Linked DNA regions of Homo sapiens: regions 1 and 2 are each linked to region 3. The links are chromatin loops, found by intact Hi-C in ENCODE. Cell type or tissue: heart right ventricle. All regions are shown on one strand. Region 1 holds the start of IGFBP2 (insulin like growth factor binding protein 2). Region 2 overlaps IGFBP2 (insulin like growth factor binding protein 2). Region 3 has its middle 36 kb from the start of RPL37A.

Region 1 (8,000 bases), 100 kb before region 3:
AGAGACAGGGTTGCAATGGAACCAACCCCGGTCAATATGACAGCAAAGGCCAGGCTGCCTGCACCATCATCTGCTACCCAGCAGCTCTTCTCTCAAGAGGCCCACCCTGTGACCTTCTTGTCCCTCTTGACTGACCTCTGTATGCTGGCTACTTACAACTGTGAGGTCCCCAAACTCCAGGACTTGTAACTGTCCATGGAGTCAAGGGAATCTACATAATTGAAATCTGGCAGAAATTTACTGTGCCCCATACATCACCTGCACATGGCAGCTGTCCAGGAACAAAACTGCTGGTTGATACGGTCAAAAGCTTTTCTCTACCAACAGCCCAACTCCTTACCCGGCCACGGAGGTAGAGGGGTGCAGTGGGAAGGTACCCAGGTTAGCCTCTCAGCATTTTCGTATCGCTGAGTCACCCAGTGTCCACACCTGCAAAATGGAGGTAGAACGGCCTCCCTCGCAGGGAGGTGGAAGACAGGAGACAAAGCAGGCACAGAAGCCAGTTCATAATAGGGTGAGGACAGATGCGAGCACCACCAATCTCCTGGCGGCTGCCTGCCATCTCAGTGAATTGCTGGCCAGAGACAGGATAAGCAGAGGGATCTAGAATATCTGCCAACCACGTTACCAGCTTCCCTCATGAATTCAAACATCATCTCCCGCTTCTATGCCTTGGTTTCAGCAGAAGCAGCGCTAGTGCTAACTCTTATAGGAGAGAATCCCATTCCCTGGCCTATAGAAGTCCTTTCCCTCAAAGCCCAGTCAACCACCCTCCTCATTTAAGGATTCTAGTTTTTTCAAGCATTATAGTCTCCAGTCACCTACATAATATCCCTCTGATTGGATGGATCTCTGAGGCTGAGACCACTATATTTTCCACACCATTTTTGAGCCCCACCCACCTACCTAGCAAGCAGGTGTTCTAGCTGAGCCGGAGTAGGAAAGGCATGGAAGGGAGAAGTGTGGGAAAGGAAAGAATGGTCTGCAGGGACAAAGAGGACAGCATGGAGAAGGCAGGAGGAGGAAGAGGGAGTCGGGAACATACAGAGAAAGGCTGAGACGAAATGCACTCCCTGGATACAGAGTTCCTTAAAAAATTAAAATAGGCCAGGTGCAGTGGTTCACGCCTGTACTCACAGCACTTTGGGAGGCCAAGGCGGGAGGATCACCTGAGGTCCAGAGTTCGAGACCAGCCTGGCCAACATGGTGAAAACCTGTCTCTACTAAAAATACAAAAATTAGCCAGGCATGGTGGCAGGTGTCTATAATTCCAGCTACTTGGGGGGCTGAGGCAGGAGAATTGCTTGAACTCGGGAGGCAGAGGTTGCCGTGAACCGAGATTGCGCCACTGCACTCCAGCCTGGGTGACAGAGCAAAACTCGGTCTTGAAATAAATAAATGAATAAAAATAATAATACAAATAAAAATAACAATTCCCAGATACACAGACTCTTTGTAAAAACAAAAAAACAAACAAAAAAAAAACAAGCTTTTTTCTTTTCTTTTGGGTACAGTCTTCTAGTACGCGGGAAGGACCAACAACAAAAGCAGATGTGGATGTGGCCTCACAGCCCCTTTTTGTTCTGCTCCTCCTTCATTCCTTTCAGCAGCCCCCTGTCCTATCCTGCCAGGCATCATAGGTATTTACCTGTTCTCCATTCCCTTTGGTGCAGAATTTTCAGAACTTCCTCATATCAATATCGAACAGTTGTGGCCAGGTGCGGTAGCTCATGCCTGTAATCCCAGCACTTTGGGAGGCCAAGGCGGGCAGATCACTTGAGGTTCACGAGTTTGAGACCAACCTGGCCAACATGGTAAAACCCTGCCTCTACTAAAAATACAAAAATATTAACCGTGTATGGTGGTGCATGCGTGAATTCCCAACTACTCGGGAGGCTGAGGCAGGACAATGGCGTGAACCCAGGAAGCAGAGCTTGCAGTGAGCCAAGATCACGCCACTGCACTCCAGGCTGGGCGACTGCACTCCAGCCTGGGCGACGGAGCAAGACTCCGTCTCAAAAAAAAAAAAAAAAAAAAAAATTAGCCTGGTCGGGCACCGTGGCTCATGCCTGTAATCCCCAGCACTTTGGGAGGCCGAGGTGGGCGGATCATGAGGTCAGGAGATCGAGACCATCCTGGCTAACACTGTGAAACCCCGTCTCTACTAAAAAATACAAAAAGTTAGCCGGGCGTGGTGGCAGGTGCCTGTAGTCCCAACTACTCGGGAGGCTGAGGCAGGAGAATGGCGTGAACCCAGGAGACGGAGCTTGCAGTGAGCCGAGATCGCACCACTGCACTCCAGCCTGGGCAAGAGAGCGAGTCTCCGTCTCAAAAAAAAAAAGAAATTGAACAGTCGTACCTCCCATTTTCTATGGGTGTGAACAGCCCAGCTGAGAACCAACTGGAAGCCACCTGATGACTGGGCCAGAGAACAGTTCTCTCCAAGTCAGCCCTCAAAGGTCAGATAATGAGTGAATGGATATGCTCCTACTTTCAGGTAACCCATGGCTTTTTATTTTTATTTTTATTTTATTTTATTTTTGAGACGGAGTTTCACTCTTGTTGCCCAGGCTGGAGTGGAGTGGCGCCATCTCGGCTCACTGCAACCTCCAGTTCCCAGGTTCAAGCGATTCTCCTACCTCAGAGTCCCGAGCAGCTGGGACTACAGGCAGGTGCCACCATGCCCAACTAATTTTTGCATTTTTAGTAGAGATGGGGTTTCACTATGTTAGCCAGGCTGGTCTTGAACTCCTGGCCTTAGGTGATCTGCCCACCTCAGCCTCCCTAAGTGCTGGAATTACAGGCGTGAGCCACCGCGCCTGGCCAACCCGTGGCATTTTTATTTTATTTATTTTTTGAGACGGAGTTTTTTTGCTCTGTTGCCCGGGCTGGAGAGCAGTGATGCAATCCCAGCTCACTGCAAGCTCCACCTCCCGGGTTCAAGCAATTCTCCTGCCTCAGCCTCCCAAGCAGCTGGGACTACAGGCATGCTCCACCATGCCCAGCTAATTTTTGTATTTGTAGCAGAGAAGAGGTTTCACTATACTGGCCAGGCTGGTCTCCAAACTCCTGACCTTGTGATCCACCTGCCTCGGCCTCCCAAAGTGCTGGGATTACAGGCATGAGCCAATGCGACCGGCCCCATGGCATTTTTATAGAACTAATTTCCAGCCTCTGAGCCTGAAGGAATGATTTGCCTGAAAGTCTTGAAGCTCAGTGCTGAAGTAGGCCAACAGTGAGAACTATCTAAGCCTCCCTCTTCCCTCTGCCTGACAGGAAGCTCAACAGTCCACTTGGCCAAGAGCCATTGTGTGGGCAGACCCTCGGGAATACAACAGATGGGTTCTTCTCTCCTTCCAGGCTCTACCACCTATTCTAACCTAGAGACTCCTGTGCCCCACTTTTCTCAGATTCCTTAACATTGTTAAGTAGAATTTTTCTGTTCTCGAACCTTCCTCAAATATCTTGTCTAAAGAAGTGGGTCATTACCACCACACAAAGGGACTTATCACAGTAAATGTTTTGGACATATGTGGAAGCTGAGTAGGGAAATTTCAAACAAAGAAGACCCGGATTCTGCAGCTTCCTCAAACTGCAGCCCACCATGGGCAACGGCAGCCCCAGGCGTCAGAAAGAACACCACTTGCCTCACTGGTCCAGAATCTGTCGGGCCACACCCTTCAGAGAGGCCCTGCCTCCGAGGCCAGGGTGCACACTGCCACACCCTGCTTGGTCTCCTAGACAGGCGCTTCCCCATCTCCTTCTTTCATGAACAGTGGTGACTGGTGACTCAGGCAGCGCTGCTTAGCAGAACTAGTGCCGGGAGTTCTGTCCAGATGGGGGGAGGGGAGGTGGAAGGTAGTGGTGTTAACAATCAGTGACAGTAGATCCCACTCATTTCCCTAGTCTATTTTACGACTTTGAACTCAGTATGCAAATTTATGCAAGACGAGATGCAAAGCAGTACTCTGAGCCAGAAGTCCCATTGCTTTTTCCCCCTTTTTTTTTGAAGCTGCACTGAACCACTGTAAATCAGTGCTTGCCTCTTCCCCCCTTTATTCTTCCCCGGCAACTGCAGATGCAGAGCCTCCCCAGGCCCGCCCGCCCGCCCGCCCGCCCGCCTGCCTGCCTGCCTGTCTGCCCGCCCTGGGACTTTGAACGACTACACATTTCTGTAGCACCTTTATACGTGCAGCGGGCCAAACGGCCACTCGGGCGGCCCCGCCCCTCAGCATAATCCCCTGCATTGTACACGGTAGGGAAGGAGGCTGGGGAGATACTGAAGGAACCGGTCTAGCCCAGCCTTAATTCTGAAAGGGCCTGGACTGGCCCAACCCTGTTCCCTCCTCGACCCTGACATTTCTAGGCACTTCTATCCACTCCACCACCAAACACATACACACGCTTTTAGAGTCCCAACTTCAAGCAGATCTCAGGGTCTCCTTTCGGTTTTTCTTCTAGGCCTACCCACCCCTTCCCCCAAGACTGACTTCTCAGTTTCTTTGAACCAACAAGCCCCAGCCCATCGTCCCCGTGGGATACAGGCTCACCACCACCCACTCCTTCCACCCACTGATGTGCCCACCCCCACCCCTGCATCCTTGCCATCCCCAGGAAGCCAGCAGCAACACAGCCCCTGAGTCCCGGGAACAAAGACAAAAGAGCTAACAGCAAAGCCGGAACTGCTGAGGTTCGCTGCCTCGAAATAAGAGGGTATGTTTAAAATTCTCAAAAGCAACCTGCTCAAAGAGGAATGCAGGCTGGAGGGGGGGTGCTCATTCTTCGGAGAGGAGAGAAGACGGGACGGGAGATGGAGTGGGAGGCAGAGGATTCAGTGCTAAGATCTCCGTCTGGGCCAGGCCCCACCCAACTCGGACCCAGCACTCTCCATCCAGTGACTCCAGTCTCTGCCCCAGCCTAAGACCCTCTCCCACACAAAAGCCTCCAACCTTGACCCCTTTTTCTCCTGCACCCTTGCAAGCTCAGGCTCCTTCCCAAAGTGCTCCCCTCCCCCAGCCCGACTCTTTCTCAGGCACCCCTGACATTGGTCACTTCTTTTGAGTGCACCCACTCAGCTTCCAGCCCCACCCCCCACCTTCCACCCCTGCTTAACATCCCCTCTTCCCAGGCCGGTGCACAAAAATGCGGAAGGCGTCTGGGCACTGGGGAGGAGAACGCAGCTGGGGCAAGCTGGCGGAAGGGAGTCCCATAACCAGGCAGAAAATCCAGAGTGACATTCTTCCCATGAACTCACCCCATTGTCCCTGGCCTCCCCTGACAACTACCCCCCACCCCCTTCAGGCTCCAGGGAAAAGTGAATGGGAGAAAATCTGCCGCATCTGTTCCTGGCTAAAGACCCTAACCGGCTTCAGGGATTTGGGAAGTAGAATTGGTTTTCAGGCTTAGAATAAGACGAATGAAGAGTAGGAAAAAAAAAAAAGTAAAACGTTAAAGAAGGAAAGGCATCACACACTTTATTAAAACAGTCAGCAGCCAAACCATCCTATGAACTTAGAGGCCTTTCAAAAAGTTCACCCTGCTGAGGAAGATGTTTAGTTTGTCAGAGTTCAGCTCAGAAACTGCACAGCACCTCCCCGGTGGACCACGAGGGGTGATGAGGAGGAACGCATGACTGGGGGACAGGCACCCCGCAGTGAAAGGATTTCGTGGGGGCTTTTTCCTTTTATTGTTACTTTCTAAGAGAAGCAGGAGGGAAGGGTTAACTTCCAGGCAGGCTAGGGAAGGAAGCGAGCCGAGGGAGAAGAAAGGGACTGAGAGGCTCCACTCAGAGGAAGCCCTAACTTGCTCTGTACTCCAGAGCAAAATGTGCTAGAGAAACAGAAGAAAGATTTCAACTCTGACCCCTAATTCCATTCTCAAGGAGAACAGGGAAAAAAACAATAGCCGACCAGGAGAAGGGAGGCGGGTTGGTGCATGGGGTGGGGGGCTTACGAAGACCTCAGAAGCTAAAAAGCAAGCATTCTTCTTTTCACTTTTTCTTTTTAAGTTTGAGAAACTTAAGACTCACTTGCTTTTTCAACAACAGCAGCAGGCAGTGGACACATTTCACCACTGTCTCCAAGAGGAAAGAAAATAATTACAGCTTCCTCCCGACCACTGGGGCAGGAGGCTTTCGTAATTAAAAAAAAAAAAAAGTAACCTCCTTAGAGCCTGGTTGTGTCCCTCAAATAACTTTTTGGGAGGGATGAGGGCCCCTGAACAAAGAATATCGGGTCCTCATTCTATCCTACAGGAAAGGGTCCCTCAATTTAAGATAGGGGCGGGGGTGGGGGGTGGCAACGCATCTCTCCTGCCTTTCGATCTGGGGCCCAGATGCGAAACCGCACAGCCTGGCTGCCCCCGTCCAGGGAATGCAGCCGGCGATCGGGCTTAAGTTACATTGATTCAGCTGCTAGGAGACCCCTCGCCTACCAAATGCCTCCCTTTTATTTTTCCATTCAACGTGGTAGCAAGAGCCCTGCTCGTTCCCTATGGAGAAATAGTAGTGGTGGTTTTCATTTTTCTCCTAAGCGACTCATCCTACAAAGTACCAAGTCCTTTCTTTCCAACTCACAACCCCAGTAGAAGGAAGGGCCCCTTGGGACGCCGGTGCCTCCTCCTAGCTCCCTCTCCTCTTCCAAGGTTCCTGGTGTCACTGGCACCCCGCAGCCTCCGCCTCCCAGCAGCGATCCCACCAGGACCCTTGGGTCCTCAAGCAGTGCCCCAAATAAGATTCGAGTTCCTACTCCCATGGATCTGACCACCGGCCCCCTTCTCAGCAAATCCCTCCTCCAGAATAGAAGTCTGGGTCCGTTCCACGCGGGTAAAACTATGGCAGCAGGGATGCCTTTCCTCTCCCCATTCATCCCCACCAAATGAGTCGCCAGGGCTCTTCCACTTGCTCTAACTCCAGTTCCCCTCCCCGGGCCTGACTTCCGCGTCCCGCTAGCAACAGTCCCCCTTGATTTGGTCCAAGGTCTCGGCTCTGCCGCCCCTAAAACCGTCCGTAAGGTCCAGCCGCCCGTCGGGCTTCTCCGCTGCCCTCCAAGTTTCTCCCAACTACTTGTTCCAGACCGCGTTACCTGCAACCTGCTCCGGGCTGGCGCCATACTCGGCGTCCCGGCGCTTCTCACAAGTGCCCTCGCCCATGACCAGCGCCTGCAGGGGCAGCTCGGAGCCCGGGTGGGGATAGCAGCGCAGCCCCTGGCCGCAGCGCGGGGTGTAGACGCCGCACGCCTCGCCCTCCAGCCGGGCGCACACCGAGCAGCAGCCGCAGCCCGGCTCCCGGACGAGCTCCGCGCATGGCATGCGGGCGCCTCCGGCCACTGCGGCCACCGCGGCGGGCGGCGCAACCGGCGGGGGCCCGCAGGCGGCCAGGCGCTCGGGTGTGCAGGGCGGGCAGCGGAACAGCACCTCCGCGCGCGCCCCGCCGCCGCCGCCACTCGCGCCCAGTAGCAGCAGCAGCAGCGGCAGCAGCGGCGGCGGCGGCAGCGGCAGCGCGGGGCAGCCCACTCTCGGCAGCATGCTGGCGGTCGGCAGCGCGGCGCGGCGGGCGAGCGAGCGAGCGGGCGGGCGGGCAGGTGGCACGGCCCTGCGAGCGCGGGAGCCGCCTCCTCCGCTTCTTCCTCCTCCCTCGCCGCCGCAGCCGGGTCCTAAAGGGCCGGCTTCTCCCCGCCCCCTGCCTTCTCCCCTCCCCCTTTTGGAGACCACTCCCTTCCCCCCCGACACTCCCTCGCGCCGGCAAGTGAGTGCGCGCACGCCCGCTCGCCCACCTCCGCGTTGGCTGCGGGCTCTGGGGGTTCCCTGCTCTTCCCGGGCCCCGTCCCTCCGCACTCTTCTGGCCTGACTATGACTCCTGAAGGAGAATACGGATAACTCGCGGGTTTGGGTAGGACCGGCGTGGCGGTGGAGAAGAGCGCGTGCTTTTGTCTGCTCTCAGTTCAGTTCGCGAGGACTTCGTTTGCGCGCTTCCCCTGTGGCCGGCACTGGGCTAACCGCTG
Region 2 (8,000 bases), 110 kb before region 3:
GGCTCATGCCTGTAATCCCAGCACTTTGGGAGGCTGAGGTGGGCGGGTCATTTGAGGCCAGGAGTTCAAGACCAGCCTGGCCAACATAGCAAAAACCTGTCTCTACCAAAAATACAAAAATTAGCTGGGCATGGTGGCACATGCCTGAGGTCCCAGCTACTTGAGAGGCTGAGGCACAAGAATCGCTTGAACCCAGCAGGCGGAGTTCACTTCTTGCAGTGAGCCAAGATTACACCACTACACTCCAGCCTGGGCGACAAAGCAAGACCTTGTTTCAAAGAAAAAGGAATGTGTGAACAATCAATTTCTTGAATGGGTAAATAAAAGTTATATCTGCCATGTGAGGGGAAGGCTAGGTAATGTCTGATTTGTAGAATGGCCAAATGCATGGAAAAAATGAGTCATGAGAGTTCTGCAATATGATCTATTGCATATTTCTTCTAAAGCTTGGTTTTGATTGTACAAATTTTATACATTGCTAAATATCAAAGCTCTCTGCCATTTAATAGAAGTCCTTAAGCAAGAATGAATTTGCCTAAATTACTTTAACTTTGTTTACAGAATTTAGCGGGAGGGACAAAGGGAAGGAGGTCAGGCAGTAGCTCATAATCACCACGCATGCTCAGTTGAGACAGGGCTCATAAACACGCCAGCACATACAAGAAACAGCTTTTGTTGGAGAGAATTTGAAGCCAGTCCTCTTTGGATGGCTGATGGTGGTCACCAAACTCCATCTAGCATGTGGCCACTATGTTCAATAGCACAGCCCACCAACAGGCTGGGATTAGTAATTCAGGCCATGCTGGTGGGAGGGAGGGAGGCAGAAGTTAGGAAAGAGGAAGGTAAAATGGGGGTTCTATTTGTTACTTCTTTAGCTAAAGTTTAACCTGAGGTCCTGAGACTTTGTGGGTGAGTGACACTGTTTATGTGTCTTCCCCTGACTTTTTTTTTCAAAAGGTCAGAGGGGGCAGTGGCCTCTCACACTGGAATTCTGAATAGTGTGCACAGATGTCTGTCGCGGTATAGGCTGGCACTCAGGACACATTCCAGCTTAGTTAATGACATCACCCCAACTGGTCCATCTATCTCCTGAGGACACCCAGCTTCATTCATTGTAAACTCCCTTCCTATTCCTTCTCACCCCCTGAGCCCTTCCTTCCTGCAAGGGAGCCAGCCATGCAACACCTGATATCCTTCCATCCTTCAGCAACAGACCAGTCACTTCTGAGCATGGTTTTCCAACAGGTGGTCCCTCCTCTCCCAGTTTCCTTTGTGGTAGTAAATAACTGCAAACAGCCTTCTCAGATGTTTCAGATCCACAAGTCCCCTAGGTTATAAGATCACACGACTGCAAGAACTGGCCTTTCTCTTCTGAGAATCATCTCCCTCCACCTGCAGCTACCACAGGCCAATCACCCAGCTGAGTGCGGAAGAGCTCAGTGACCTCTGTTGAGTGGCAAGCCCAACAGGCACAGGCTACTGCCCTTCCACGGTGACAAAACACCTACAGGAGATGATGCACCACCAAGGGAGGGCAGAGAGCCCCCACCTGGCCGATGAATCCCCTCCACGTCAAACCACTCTGCAAACTCTTTTTGGATTTCCTTTGGAGCACCAGCTTTTGGGTTCGAAGCCTTGGCCAAGCAGTCCCAGTGTGGGAGGAAGGACTGAGGTTCGATCCTGACTTCACCACCACCCCTGGGATTCTGAGTGACGCTAAGCAGGGTGTTCAACTTGCGCAGGTGTCAGTGTACTCATCTGTAAATTCAGGGAATTAGACCCAGTCAGAAGTTCCCAAACATAGCTCTTCATCAGAAATCATCTGATGAGCTTGCTAAAAATAAGAGCCCTGGACCCCAGCCCCAGAAAGTCAGAGGCAAGGACTAAGGAATCTGTATGTTGAATGATACCTCTCCTCTCAAGCTCTGGCATTGCCAGGCCCCCATGCCTTTGTGATTCTCTCTGTTCTGTCTGTTTCCTGAAGAACTTCCTGGTGAGGCGAGAACAATGCCTCTTCTTTTCAAGAGAGGTGGTCTCGGGTATAAGCTTTGCAGAGACACAGCCTTGTAAGCTCATCCACTCATGGGTTTGTAAACAGACACATATGCTTGCTTGGATACATGCAGAGGGGCCTCTCCTGGCCTGGCGTCATGGAGGTTTCTAGAGTATGCCCTCATGCTGCCATCTCATCTCGGGCTCCCCCCGAGTGAACAGAAACAGCACAGCCTCTCCAGAGCCTCCCTGCCTGTGCACTCTCCAAAGGGCTCCTTTATAAACATCAGGGTCATTCCTGGAATTGCAAAGACCTGGGGAGGGTCAGGGCTGAGGCAGACAGTTTGAGAAAACAAAAACATGCTCAAATTCAGCCAAGGTCCTCTGGGGCCCCGTGAGCCAAGCTGTCCTTGAAGAGCCAGAGAAACTGATATCAAGATGGCAAACAGCACTATCAGCTTTCACTCCTTTCCACGGGTCCCAAACATTTCTCCTTGGGTTCAACTAAAGCCATCCAGGAACCTGGCAAGGTGACCTAGTTGCTGAGGCCCAAGTGAGTAGACTGTGCTTTGATTCAAACTTGAACCAGGGACTATGGGAATGGGAAGAATGTGCCTGACCCAGCAATTCTTCTCTCTACATGTGCACAGGGACACATGTACAAAAATGGTCATTACAGCATTACTTGTAGTTGTAAAAACACTATTAGCAACCAGATCCAAAAGTGTTTCAACAGGTGAATGGATAAATAAAACCAGTAGGGTAATACAAAGGAACAATATATAGCAGTTAAAAAGAATATTTCTGACCTATGGATGTCAACATTAGATCTCAGACACCTAATGTTAAGAGGGAAAATAAAACCTTTATGTGCATTTTCAATTTATTTTCACAAAACAATTTGGACAATATTGGTCATCTATCATATATATGCATATAGATGCAATATATGCAAACATAGGCATATTAGTCATCTATCACATATATGCAAGTCTGCTTAGCTAAGAAAGATAAACACTAAGTAAGTACTGCGTGCTAGTGGACAAAATATCAACCGCCCACGGTTCTGGGTGGTAGACTTGTGTTATTACATTGTTCTTTGTACTTTTCTGCATTTTTTAAATATTCTTTTAAAAAAGTCACCTCTCAGGGCTGGGCGCGGTGGCTCATGCCTGTAATCCCAGCACTTTGGGAGGCCAAGACAGGTGGATCACGAGGTCAGGAGTTCGAGACCAGCCTGGCCAATATGGTGAAACCCCGTCTCTAGTAAAAATACAAAAATTAGCCAGGCATGGTGGTGCATGCCTGTAATCCCAGCTACTCAGGAGGCTGAGGCAGAAGAATCGCTTGAACCCGGGAGGCGAAGGTTGCAGTGAGCCAAGATCGCGCCACTGACTCCAGCCTGGGTGACAGAGTGAGAGGCTCTGTCTCAAAAATAAAAACAAAAACAAAAAAGTCACCTCTCACACCAACCACCCCTCATCTTCCTCATCAAGCAGAGCTATCAGTAACCTCAAGTGTCCCTGAAGCCCTACTGGAAGAGGACCAAACGATAGTGACATGGCGGACTTCACCACCACTCTCACTGGCCAGGGCAATGATGTTACCAGGGTCACTTGTCCACCAGTCAGAACCTAGCCCTGGGCTCCTGGCCTGTTCTCTATGCCATGAAGAACTCGGAAATGAGTCAGAAAGAAGACCCAAAGGTAGTAGAAGAGGGTCACAGAATTAAGAAGGGGAAGATGAAGTAATCAAGATGACTCAGGCCTGAGAACTGAAAGCCAAGGGACAAATCCATCCTGGTGCTGCCAGAGGGTGCTGAGTGGTGGAGGTGTCCAAGGGCCAGGAAAACCCAAGGGAAGGGAAGGAGCCGTTCTGTCTCCCCAAGGACCAGAGAGAAAACAGCCTTAAACTAAAACAGGAGAGATCCAAGTTAGAAGCCATCCAAGAATTTCATAAGAAAGAACAAAACAAATCTGATAAATTGCAGATGGGAAGAAATTGCACAGACTCCCTCTGGTATAACTTAGGAGAAACCTTTTGAGAAGGAAGAAGGATGAACAATATGGCCTCCAAGTGTCCAAAGGTCACTTGATTGCATTGATGAAAAGCACTGCCATAGCTGGGAGGATGGCTTGAGCCCGGGAGGTGGAGGTTGCAGTGAGCTGAGATCGTGCAATTGCATTCCAGCCTAGGTGACAGAGCCAGAGCTTGTCTCAAAAAAACAAATAAATAAGGGCCGGGCGCAGTGGCTCACCCCTGTAATCCCAGCACTTTGGGAGGCCAAGGCGGGCAGATCACGAGGTCAGCAAATCGAGACCATCCTGGCTAACATGGTGAAACCCCGTCTCTACTAAAAAATACAAAAAATTAGCCAGGCGTGGTGGTGGGCGCCTGTAGTCCCAGCTACTCAGGAGGCTGAGGCAGGAGAATGGTGCAAACCCGGGAGGCGGAGCTTGCGGTAAGCCGAGATCACGCCACTGCACTCCAGCCTGGGCATAACAGGGGGACTCTGTCTCAAAATAAATAAAATAAATAAATAAATAAAAATTTTACAAAATTTTAAAAAAGAAAAGCACTGCTGGGTAAAGTCTTCTGGTAATTTGACCCAACTTTCTTCACAGCACTCTAGCCTGAGTCCATTGCCAAAAAGCTGTAGGTCTGTGCATTTTCTTAGTCCTCCTAAGGACAGAAGCTTCCTGAAGACATAAACTTGGTCTTAGCTTCCGTACAGCTTTCCATACTTAGTGAATGAAGGACAGGTGAGAAGACATTCTGTGTCCTCAATTAACATTTTAGGAAGGAAGACACTGCTTTTTTTTTTCTTCCAAGACTGAAGAAGTAGAAGCCTGTCCAACTTGATTCTCTTACTTTCATAACTTTATTTACCATGAAGGGACTTCATTATTTAACATCAAGCTCTTCCCAAGAGACTTGGTTAAGCTCTTTTAGTGACCAAGAGCTACCTGTTTATTTGCATAGGATGTATATACATCTCTGCTGCCTTGGTTTCTTCTTTATTCACCTTTCTAAAATGCTTTTCTTGTCCCCCTCCAGCATGAAAAAGCATGTGTTACAGGTGGTATGACAACTGCTTTTTCATATGGTCTCCTAGCTGACACACAGCATGTGCTCAATTAATGTTTACACATTAGAAAAGGTGACCATCTGATATGGTTTGGCTGTGTCCCCACCCAAATCTCACCATGAATTGTAGCTCCCACAATTCCTACATGTTGTAGGAGGGACCCAGTGGGAGGTAATTGAATCATCGGGGTAGGTCTTTCCCATGCTGTTCTCGTGATAGTGAACAAGTCTCATGAGATCTGATGGTTTTATAAAGGGGAGTTTCCCTGCACAAGCTCTCTTGTCTGCCACCATGTGAGACGTGCCTTCACCTCCCACCATGATTGTGAGGCCTCCCCAGCCACATGGAACTGTGAGTCTATTAAACCTCTTTCTTTTGTAAATTACCCAGTCTTGGGTATGTCTTTATCAGCAGCGTGAAAACAGACTAATACACTATCAAAGAGCATCTAGCACTTGCCCAAGAGTACCCTGTTACATTAACTCTTTTTCTCATTCTTCTGGCCTTTGCCTCATCTAGAGCCCGTATCAGCAAGAGTGGTTAAGAGTCAAGAAAGGCAGTGAGCAAGTCAAGAAAGGCAGTGAGCAAGTGGAACCATGAGATGGGATGGGAAGGACACATGCCTGTCCTAAGACCCACATTCAAACAATTCAGTTTCGATGATGCAATCCCACAGCCCCACTCCCATAGTGTAACAAAGGCTGAATCCTACCAACCTTTCCCACCACCCTCCCCTTCCACTGTCCTCTTCTCCATCCCCATAACTCTGCTCTCAGATATTCCAGGCCTGACAAATTGAACCCACAGGATGCAAAAAGAAATTTAAAACCTGCAAAGATGTCCAGGATTGCCGGCCACTCTCAAACCAGCACAAGAAGTGTCTTGAATATAAATAAGTGTCTTTAAATAGGTCACCATGCTTTTCTCTGTCTTCAACTAAAGTTCACTAATTTTGTCTGATAGTATATCACATCAATTACCTTCCTTGGCTATGCTCTCAAGGTTTAAGAGGCAGTGAACCAAACCAGAGACAACCAGCAGAGCCTCAAGTGGGAGTCCTAACTTCTGGGGCATAAATGGGACATGGTTGGTCATTAAGCTGTTGGTAGAACCACAGGCACAATGGCATCGAGGGTCATGACTGCCCCCTGGAAAACTCTCAACCATTGACTCCTCTCTGGACTCACTGGAGGCTTTCCAAAGCAAAGTGGCAGCTGTCCAGGTAAGCCACACTCAAGGGAATAAGTCACACCTGCTAACAGGATTCTTGAAATGACCAATCAGAAAACGTCCAAAAGCGGTGTCTGCCATTCTCCTGTTCTCCTGTATTGCAAGAATCAGAACCTGCACTACCTCATTTGATTATCTGAGTTTCTGTGCTACGTGGCTTGCATGTTTACCTTTGTTATCAAGCAGGCACATGAGGTTGGTAATTTCTTATCCCCCTCACACTTGATAAATGAACTATAGAGCTGGAGGCCAACTGCACAAAGTCATGTAGCCAGTGGCCAAAACCAAGCCCAGGTTGTTAACCAACCAGATGGCACCTGGTCACTTGGCATCACCTAAGGAAAGACTCTCAAGCAAGACCTTTTAGCCCCAGGGCTTCATTTCTTCCCCTCCCCATCTCTATGGGACCCCCATCTTTCCCTAGAAGTAGGCTATCAGTCATGTCAGCAGCCCTACTCAACCGCAAAAGCCTCTTTGATCCAGTAAACCTGTCCTACCCCCACCCCCTTTATCCTGCCTGACACACCTCCCACCACTGTTGCTATAGCAACTGCTCAGCATTATCAGGAAGTCACGGGGCAGGGCACAGGGCACAAGGGAATTGCCATTTTCATTTTGTTCTTGGCCTCGGGCATTTTAGAAAACAAGTTCACCACCCAGAGGCAACTTGGCACCTCCATCCAGAAGTAAAGACAATAGACCTAAAAGAAACTTCCTAGAGAGTTGCATAAAGGAACATTTTTGAGAAGATATGCCTTAATTACTACTTCCCAGGGAAAAGGAGCTCTTCCAAGAAGCAGTATATAATTCACTGCTTTTCTGCATGTGTGAGTCTGGTGAAATGGAGAGCTGGAAGAATCTAGAGACCCAGACTACAATCTGGTCTGTGCTTGCCTTGGCAGTTGAACCTGAATGTAGCCTTGATTTCTTCATTTGTTAAGTGGAGAGAATCTCGAGGCTAAAACAGAGCTGGGGCAGGAAGTGGGAGAGGGGAAGAATATAAAACAAACAAAAAAAACAAAATGAGCTTTCTGGTAGAAGCAGGCAATGTCTAGAACAAAGCCATTTTGTTTATCACTGTTATATCACTTATTCTTTGAGGTGGCTCCCTTTGCTTAGTGCCAATGACTGACTCTCTGCACCCCCAGAGTCCAACCTGAATCACTCCAGCTGAAACACCCCCCTCTTCTCAACTTCTAATAGGATGGAACACACTGAGTAGGTACAACTTCCTCCCCACCTACCAAGGCCTTCCGGGACTCAGTCCCCCTCTTCCCTTTGACTTCCTGGCTCAGAGAGCTCAGTTCCTTGAATGAACACAGGCTGCCACACCTTCACCGTCCTCCACTAATTAGAAACCTCCCCAGGCTTCACTAGAGGCCAACTCCACCAGGGCCTATGGACGAATTCCACTGCCCAGCAGCTGGGTGTTTGCCAGCCCCTGCCCCCTTCTCCCCAATCTTCCCTCCTGCCCTGCCTCCCAACAGCCAGGAAGAGATGTGGGGCTGGCAGCCAGAAGGGCCCCAAAGACTGCCAAGTGTCCCTCCCCCCGCCCACAGAAAAAAGGAAAGGGAAAAATTCCTGACTACAGTTGCTCTGTATTTCTTTCCGGGAGGGCTGGCTTTTTGAGCAAAGTCTCCCTCTGAGTCTTGACTGACACCCAGGGGCTGAGCCAGCCCAGATCTTCCCT
Region 3 (8,000 bases):
TCACTTTCTCACACGAAATGGGCCAGAGCCCGGAGGATGAACCTCTGGGAGAGGCGTCATTAGGATGGGTCAGTAACTAGGTCAGCAGTCACTGTGTCTGGGTTCTCTTGGATTCCTCGAAGCAAGTTAATTATTAAAGGGAACAGGTGAAAATATAGTCTTGAGGTTTGATTAAACTAAAATTGGTCTAGTCAGAGAGTGGGGTGGGGAAGAGGGTTTCAAGAATTCCAATCGGCCCCCAATGATACTGCAGAGACCCAAGTTGCCTTGGAATCTGCAATCAATGCGGAAATCACCAGAAGTATAGAGGAGTGACGGCTCCGGGCTCCAGTGCAGCAGGGCCTAGAGAACGAGAAAGGCATCCTGAAACTTTAAAAAAGTTGCATCTCTGTGTTGACAGCAGACTTTAAAACAGGTACAGGCCACTAGGGCAAATAGAAGCCTGACCAAAGATGGGGAAAATAAGGAGGACTTTCTGGAGGAGGTGCTCTGGAAACTGGGCTCTGGAGGAGGAAGGAGATAGAGCTCAAAGGACAGAGGAAGGTGCTTTGTCCCATGGAAAGTATGAAAGAGAAACTCCAGTGGCTGGGTGCGGTGGCTCATGCTTGTAATCCCAGCACTTTGGGGGGCAGAGGTGGGTGGATCACCTGAGGTCAGGAGTTCGAGACCAGCCTGGCCAACATGGTGAAAACCCATCTCTACTAAATACACAAAAATTAGCCAGGCGTGGTGGCACTCACCTGTAATCCCAGCTACTCAGGAGGCTAAGGCAGAAGAATCGCTTGAACCTGGGAGGCGGAGGTTGCAGTGAGCCAAGATAACACCACTGTGCTCCAGCCTGGGTGGCAGAGCAAGACTCAGTCTCAAAAAAAAAAAAGAAAGAAAAGAAAGAGAAACTCTAAAGGTTCAGTGGACAGCAGAAAGTTCTCCATGAAGAGTTTAAAGCTAGAAGGGGAGTCCTGGGTAGCACCTAAAAGGCATGTGTGTTTGTGTGTGGGGATGTATGTGTGGTGTGTGTGTGTGTGCATACATGCAGGTATGATGTATGTATGTGTGGTATGTGTGCATGCATGTGTGTGGTGTGTGATGCATGTAATTTTGTATGTGCATGCATGTATATGGTGTGTGGTGTGTGATGTATGGTATGCATGTGGTATATGCTTATGTGTATGCATGTGTGTGCGTGCAGTGTGTGCATGTACAGGTGTGGCATGTGCATATGTGCACACGTGTGGTGCATGTGTGTGGTATGTGTGCACATATGTGATGTGTGGTGTGTGCACTTATGTGCACGCATGTGTGTGGTGCATATGTGGTGTGTGTGTGTGTGTGTGTGTGCTCATGCACACACATCCTGGGACTTTAATGGTAAGGATCATCTGGCCGAATATCTCTGGTGAGGAGAAAGCAGGTGGCCCAGGCCAGAGCTAACAATAGCAGGATTTAGGGAGAACTGGGCAAGTTTGTCAGGGGCCTCCTGAAGCAAACGAGGAGCCACAGTAAAGGGTCTTGAAAGAGGCCTGCTGGATTTTCAATCAGACCTGCAGTGTCAAGTTTCAGCTCAAGTGATATCCAAATGTCTCATATTTCTATTTTATCATTTCCATATTTTCAGTGAGCAGAGCTTACCATCTGCACAATGTTGAGCCAAAGAAATAAAAACCAAGAGGAAATTGCACTACAGTGCGGCATAATCAGTCTGATCCGCCTGGGATGTTAGTGGAGACATGTGTGTCTTCACTCATCTGAGTATTAATGTCCTGACTGTTTCTAAGCAGGAAGTTTCCCATTTGGCCAGGCTGAAAGGCAGCTCCAAAATGGAGCAGCAGTTTTCTGTTCTCCACGAGCTCCCCTCCCCTGCTCCTGAATCACGTCACTCCCCAGTCGCTGCAAATGATTCTCATGTGTTGACAGGTTACACAGTTCAAGACAAGACATCAGCAGGAGTCTGGGTTGCAGCAAGAACCAGATAGCAGAGCAGGGAAGCCATGTGAGCTGGCTATTAGGTGACAGGGGCAGGCAGTGATCTGCCCGCTCTTTCCAGCCTCTCCCTCCTGGGCCCTGCTGATGTGTCTGGTTGTCCTCTGCAGCCTAGTCCATGGCACATCTCAGAAAAGGCATGTCAACTCTTCAATCCTTCATTTCTTCATACGAAAAGCAGGCTCATAACACCTACCTTGTAAGGCAGTAGGGAAGAGTGCTATGTTTCATAGAAAAAGATGCTAACAGAGCATCCAGCACACACTATTACTTAAAACATGCTTCAAACATAACAATAATAGTACACACTTATATCATGCTTACTACATGCCATGAGTGGTTTTAAGCACTTGATATTTTATTTATGTGTGTGTGTGTGCACACATGAACCAATTTAATCCTCACAACCCTGTAAGGCAGATTCTACTGTTATCCCTGTCTTACAGAAGAAGAAACTAAGGCACAGAGAGGTTCTGTAACTTAACCATGGTCACAGAGCTAGTAGAGCCAGGATTCAAACTCAGGCAGTCTGGCTCCAGGGACTAGGTGTAGATAAATAAATGAATTAATTAAAAGTTGATGTGTTGGTGGATGGATGGGCAAAGAACATGGATTCCCATGAACTCCAGTAAGGAGCAAGTTATCTAAGCAGCACATTGACAAGTTAAAGGCTCGAAATTCTAATCCCAGCCCCCATCAAGTCCAGGAACTGCAGTTGTTTAATGTTGCTACAAAGTGGCATCACCTACTCCAAGCTAGAGGTGAAGGCTGCTTCCCTTACTGAGACAGGCTTAGTATGCCATAATTTGGAAGGTTATCACTGGAAAGCACTCAGGTTATCACCTAACTCCTAATTTTATGTTTGCAGGAACTGAGGCAAGAGAGGGAAAGTGACCAGCCTAGGGTCACACAGTGCCTGTTCAGACGCGTGCCACTTCTATGCCCAGCACTGTTTTTATGACATAATTTGGCATCTCCTTCACACTAGGAAAGCAGAATCCGGAAGTTGGGGGAGGAGTTATGGACAGAAAAGCAAGATTGAAGAGTGGAATACACTGCCTGGCAAATTGTTTTAAAATGAGAAGGTCATACTTTGTTGCAAGGAAGTTCCTGTTTATGTAAGTCTGGTGAAGTCATCAGACCTTTTGCCTCTCCCCCGCCCCTCCCTGAGGCATCCGGAGGTCCACGGAGGGAAAGGACACTGGTACGGAATGCACCCTACACTCCCACGCTGCTTGCTGTTCCCCCAACACGCCTGAGAGCATTCCACATTCCCACTGCAGCATATTTGCTCACGCTGTTCTGGGACTGAATCCTCCCATCCCTACTCCCATCCATGCCTGGAGTAAACCTCCCCAGGCTTCAGGGACAGCTCGAAAGCCCCCTCTGTGACTCTTTCCCAGCCGTCAGAGCCAGGATGGACTTCCTGAGCTCCAGGGGCACTTGAAGCCAGTGGGGAAAGTTCTGGCTCCTGCATCAGCCAGGTCTGGATCTCTGTTCTGATTCTCTGTTCTCTGCTCACTTAAGTGTGACCTTTGGCAAGGACCTTCATGATCTCCCTGTCTCCATTCTCCCACTTATCAAATGGGAATAATAACAGTCCCCTCCTCATGAGGTTATATAATAAGATCAACATATATAAAGAAAGCATTTAGTACAGTGCCTGGTACTTAGTAAATGGGAGACATGATTGCCACTCTTGGAGGTCTTATTCCACATGCTTTTTTGATTTATGGTTGTTTGGATTTGTATCTTATGTCCCCTTCTAGAGAGATACCTATCTTTTGGCAGGAACTGTGTCAAGTTCAACTTTCCAATCCTGCTGCACTCTGAGCCTTGTGCAAAGTTGTGCTTTGTGAGCATGTGTTAAGTTGAAGTGAATTGGAACAAAAAAGATGAGTTAATTGTGGCAAAAAGCAGGGCGTTATAGTTTTTGTAAAAAGCCTATGATGACTGCCTTTATAAATAGACTTCAGAGGTTCTGGGTAGATGTGCAGAGTAGAATATTGCTTTCAGCTCTCATTACTAGTGTTCTTAAGGATGAGGTTGAGAGAAGCAATAATAATAACATCCTCCTATCAAGGACTTCAAATGGTCCATGTTAGGTTCTTTGTAACTTCACTTATTGCCCACTAACAACCTCTAAGGTAGACGTTATTATCCCTATATATGGATAGGAAATTGTCCCTATATATGGATAGATTCAGAGAGATTAAGTCACCCAACAAGGTTGGAGAGCAAGCATAGAGCTGAGGCCGGGTTTGAATCCAAGCCTGTCTGACTCCCAAGGCCATGCTGTACCCTGAACAGGTCTGCAGACCGCCTTCTGCCATCTGACCTAGGGCTTGTTTTGGTATGGCCATCAAGCCAAGGTGGGTTTTTACACTTCTAAATAGTTGAAAAAAATGAAAAGATTAATATTTTGTGACACATGAAAGTTATATGGAATTTAAATTTTAGTGTCCATAAATAAAGTTCTACTGGAACACAGCCACATCTGTTCATCTATACATTATATAATGTATAGTCCTGCCAACTATACATTGGCTGCTATAACAGAAGTGTTGAAATATTTGCAGGAGACACTGCATGCCCCTTAAAGCCTATATTCCCTATCTAATTTTTTCAGAAAAAGTTTGCTAGCCCCTGCTCTAGGTCATACTGACTCTTACAGACAAACTTAATGCAAAGAAAACTGCCCTTTCCATAAAAGTCATGCTACAAAAAGGGCACCCATCTCTGCAGCAATAAATCTTGGTCTCCAGATTCTGACTTGCCTTTATGCGTGCTGAGCCGCCTTGGTTCTTGCTTTCATCCAGCTCGCAATATGATGTGAAATGAGAGCAGCCACCAGACTCTGCCGGGCAGAGACAACAGGCCACAGCAAGCCTGGAAGCAAAGGGAAAGGAATTTAGAGCCAGAAGTCAGCTCAGCTTCATTAATGCCTTCACCCCCTTGATTCAGGGTTTCCTGCCGCATCTTGTTCAGCTGTGAACGTGCCCAGGCCCCAAGCAGGGGCAGGAGGCTGGAAATGATGAAAGCACAGGGGCTTCAGGCTCCCTGATTCTTTATCCAGTCTCCACCCTGACCACTGGGCAGAGGCCTGGCTCAGCATATCTCTCCCTGGGAAGCCTCAGGCAATCCCTCTCCCTGAAGAGTACTCAGTCTGAATGTAGAATGAGCGCTTGGCCCAGCTGTTCCATCGCCCATCTGCCTCACTCACCTGTTTTCCTTCTCCTTCACACTGCACAAACACCTTTTGCCCCTCCATTGTCTCCCTATGGGGTGAGCTTTGTGGCATTCCTTCATCCAGCAAGGGCTTTTGAACACCTGTTGTGTGTCCAGTTTTGTAGAGACACAAAGGAAGTAAAAGTAACCCAGGAGGTTTCTATTTGTTTCAGGATACCAGGTATACACATGGGAAGCCACAGAATGATCCTTGAAGAAATGCTGAGCACCAGTTATGTGCTTGGTATGCTCCAGGTGCCTTCATAACCATGCTTTTGCTTAAGCCATAAAACACACCTGTGGCCCAGGCATCCTTATGCCCATTTTACAGATAAGAAAACTGAGAATCTGAGAGATTGCCTGGAGATCAGATGGCTGTTAAGGGATGGAGCTAGGCTTTCAATTCAGGTCTCACTGGTCCAAAATGCATGCATCTTTGAAAAACTGGGCTGCTCCCTCTACCAGGATGTCATTGGGTGCCTCGGGGTTACAGGATGGGGATTTTAAGACAAATTTCTTAGGGAAAACAATCTTAAGTCCTTACACCGCAGCAGAAAGCACACTGGAACACCAATAAAGAGATTCTAGACACAGCCTGGCCGATCCTATAGTTAAAAAAAAAAAATTCTTCTAGACCCAACTCTTCCTTTAATGAGTTATATGAGTTATATGTCTCTGGGTATGATTTCTTCCCTTCCCTGGGTCTTAGTTTCCACATCTGTAAAACTAGATAGTCTGGACAAAGTGATCTCAAAGCATCGCCCACCTTCACTGCTTCTCTCTGTTCCTGCTGCTTCACAAATACAGTGCTTGGGCACAGGATTCAAAGTTCAGCTCTGGCCGTGAGTCACAAAACTCAATCCAGGTGCTTCCATCTGAATCTTGGAAAGACAAAAAAAAAAAAAAAAAAAAAAGCCCTAATAAAACTGATAGTCTGGCTATCTGGGTTCAAACCACAAAACTAAATTTTAAAAAAATAGAGGCAAAAGATATTATATAGCTGCTATATTCCTTTCTAAATTCCTTCCTGCTTGGTTTTCATGGAACTGTTTCCAAGAATAAATCAGGCTTCTGTTGCATTTGCATTGCTGGAGCCTCCTGAAGCAGGAGATAAGAGGCAGCAATGTCAAAAAGGAAACTGGGTGGTAGGGTGGGAGGTGGTGGCAGAAGGAGGCCTAAAGCTTGAAGGACAGGAAGGATTTAAACAAAGTGAGGACAAATCTTAAAAAACAAACAAACAAAAAGAGTAAAACCCCAAAGGCTTTTGGGGAAACTGTGAGGCGACCAGTTAGTTTTAATAGGAATTATCAGGGAATTAAGGAGAGACTAGAAATATAGGCAATCTTAAATGCTTTCAGCAAATTAAAAATGTGACTTAACATCCCAGTAGCTATAAGTACACTTAGCATCCAGATCTTGGTTTCTAGTAACACTGTCCAATATAAAAAGAACTAGCGTTCTTTGAAGAAATGTCTGATTCTAGTAGGACTGTAGCAAGAAATATACAAAATGAGTTTGGAATATCTTGAAATACCAGAAAATAAAGAAGTGATCAACAACGAATTTTTTAAAAAACCTACAATACAGCTGGGCACGGTGGCACATGCCTGTAATCCCAGCACTTTGGGAGGCCAAGGTGGGAAGACCACTTGAGCCCAGGAGTTCAAGATCTGCTGGGCAACATAGCAAGACCACACTAAATTATGTATAATTCTCCCCCTGCAATTTTCTTTTTTCTTTTTCTTTTCTTTGTTTTTGTTTTTGAGACAGGGTCTCACTCTGTTACCCAGGCTGGAGGGCAGTGACTCAATCTCAGCTCACTGCAACATCTGCCTCCTAAGCTCAAGCAATCTTCCCACCTCAGCCTCCCAAGTAGCTGGTACTATAGGGATGTGCCACCACGCCCGGCTAATTTTTTTGTATTTTGGGTAGAGACAAGGTTTTGTCATGTTGCCCAGGCTGGTCTCAAATTCCTGGTCTCAAGCGATCCATCTTCTTTGGCCTCCCAAAGTGCTGGGATTACAGGCATAAGCCACCATGCCCGGCCCCCAATTTTTTTTTAATTAGCCAGGTGCGGTGGTGCATGCCTGTAGTCCCAGCTACTCAGGAGGCTGAGGAAGGAGGGTTCACTTGAGCACAGGAGTTTGAGGTTGCAGTGAGCTATGATTGTGCCACTGCATTTCAGCCTGGGCAACAGATGTATGCTGTCTTAAAAAACAAAACAAAATGGGCCGGGCGCTGTGGCTCACGCCTATAATCCCAACACTTTGGGAGACCGAGGCGGGCGGATCATGATGTCAGGAGATCGAGACCATCCTGGCTAACACGGTGAAACCCCTTCTCTACTAAAAACACAAAAAATTAGCCAGGCGTGGTGGCAGGCGCCTGTAGTCCCAGCTATTCCGGAGGCTGAGGCAGGAGAATGGCATGAACCCAGGAGGCGGAGCTTGCAGTGAGCCAAGATCGAGCCACTGCACTCCAGCCTGGGCGACAGAGCGAGACTCTGCCTCAAAAAAAAAAAAATCGTACCATAATGGGGATATGTCAAAGGGATGCAGGAGCCAACTGAAAGAGCTACCAATGAACAAAGCTGGAAAAAATTAAGCAATAAAATGAAGTAGTGTTGATTTGTAACCCAAAAATAATGTAAAATAAATATCCATACTGATATAAGTAACTGAATAAATGGAAAGAGAAAAAAAAATCCTATAGGAGAATCCTAAATAATTGATGTAGATATTGTACCCTCCAGAAGAGGGAACATAACTCTCCATTCCTTACATGTGGGCTGG

Evidence for each region. Peaks named below come from ENCODE experiments on the same cell type or tissue, not always from the same donor. Only the 100,000 strongest peaks of a DNase experiment are listed, where the experiment ranks them.
Region 1: a loop joins it to region 3, with 2.1 times the contacts of the local background. A loop is called at or near these places in 13 of 110 quality-filtered maps.
Region 2: it touches region 3 in a loop (2.3-fold over the local background); 14 of 110 quality-filtered maps call a loop at or near these places.

The regions. Positions count from the first base shown.
Region 1 is chr2:216,633,048-216,641,047 of GRCh38, reverse strand. IGFBP2 (insulin like growth factor binding protein 2) reads right to left here and starts at 7,628. Exons shown (of 4, transcript NM_000597.3): 1 at 7,083-7,628. The coding sequence starts at 7,524. In heart right ventricle, no CTCF peak of the experiment used is centred here; a DNase peak (open chromatin) is centred at 7,710; H3K4me3 peaks cover 4,383 bases; H3K27ac peaks cover 4,692 bases.
Region 2 is chr2:216,644,049-216,652,048 of GRCh38, reverse strand. The region is part of intron 1 of IGFBP2 (insulin like growth factor binding protein 2); the gene reads right to left. Among named protein-coding and RNA genes, the nearest start is that of IGFBP2, 15 kb to the right of the region's middle. RefSeq lists an enhancer at 7,830-8,000. In heart right ventricle, no CTCF peak of the experiment used is centred here; no DNase peak of the experiment used is centred here; H3K27ac peaks cover 2,022 bases.
Region 3 is chr2:216,530,790-216,538,789 of GRCh38, reverse strand. No RefSeq gene overlaps it. Among named protein-coding and RNA genes, the nearest start is that of RPL37A, 36 kb to the right of the region's middle. In heart right ventricle, no CTCF peak of the experiment used is centred here; DNase peaks (open chromatin) are centred at 1,912, 3,199 and 4,899; H3K4me3 peaks cover 595 bases; H3K27ac peaks cover 6,834 bases.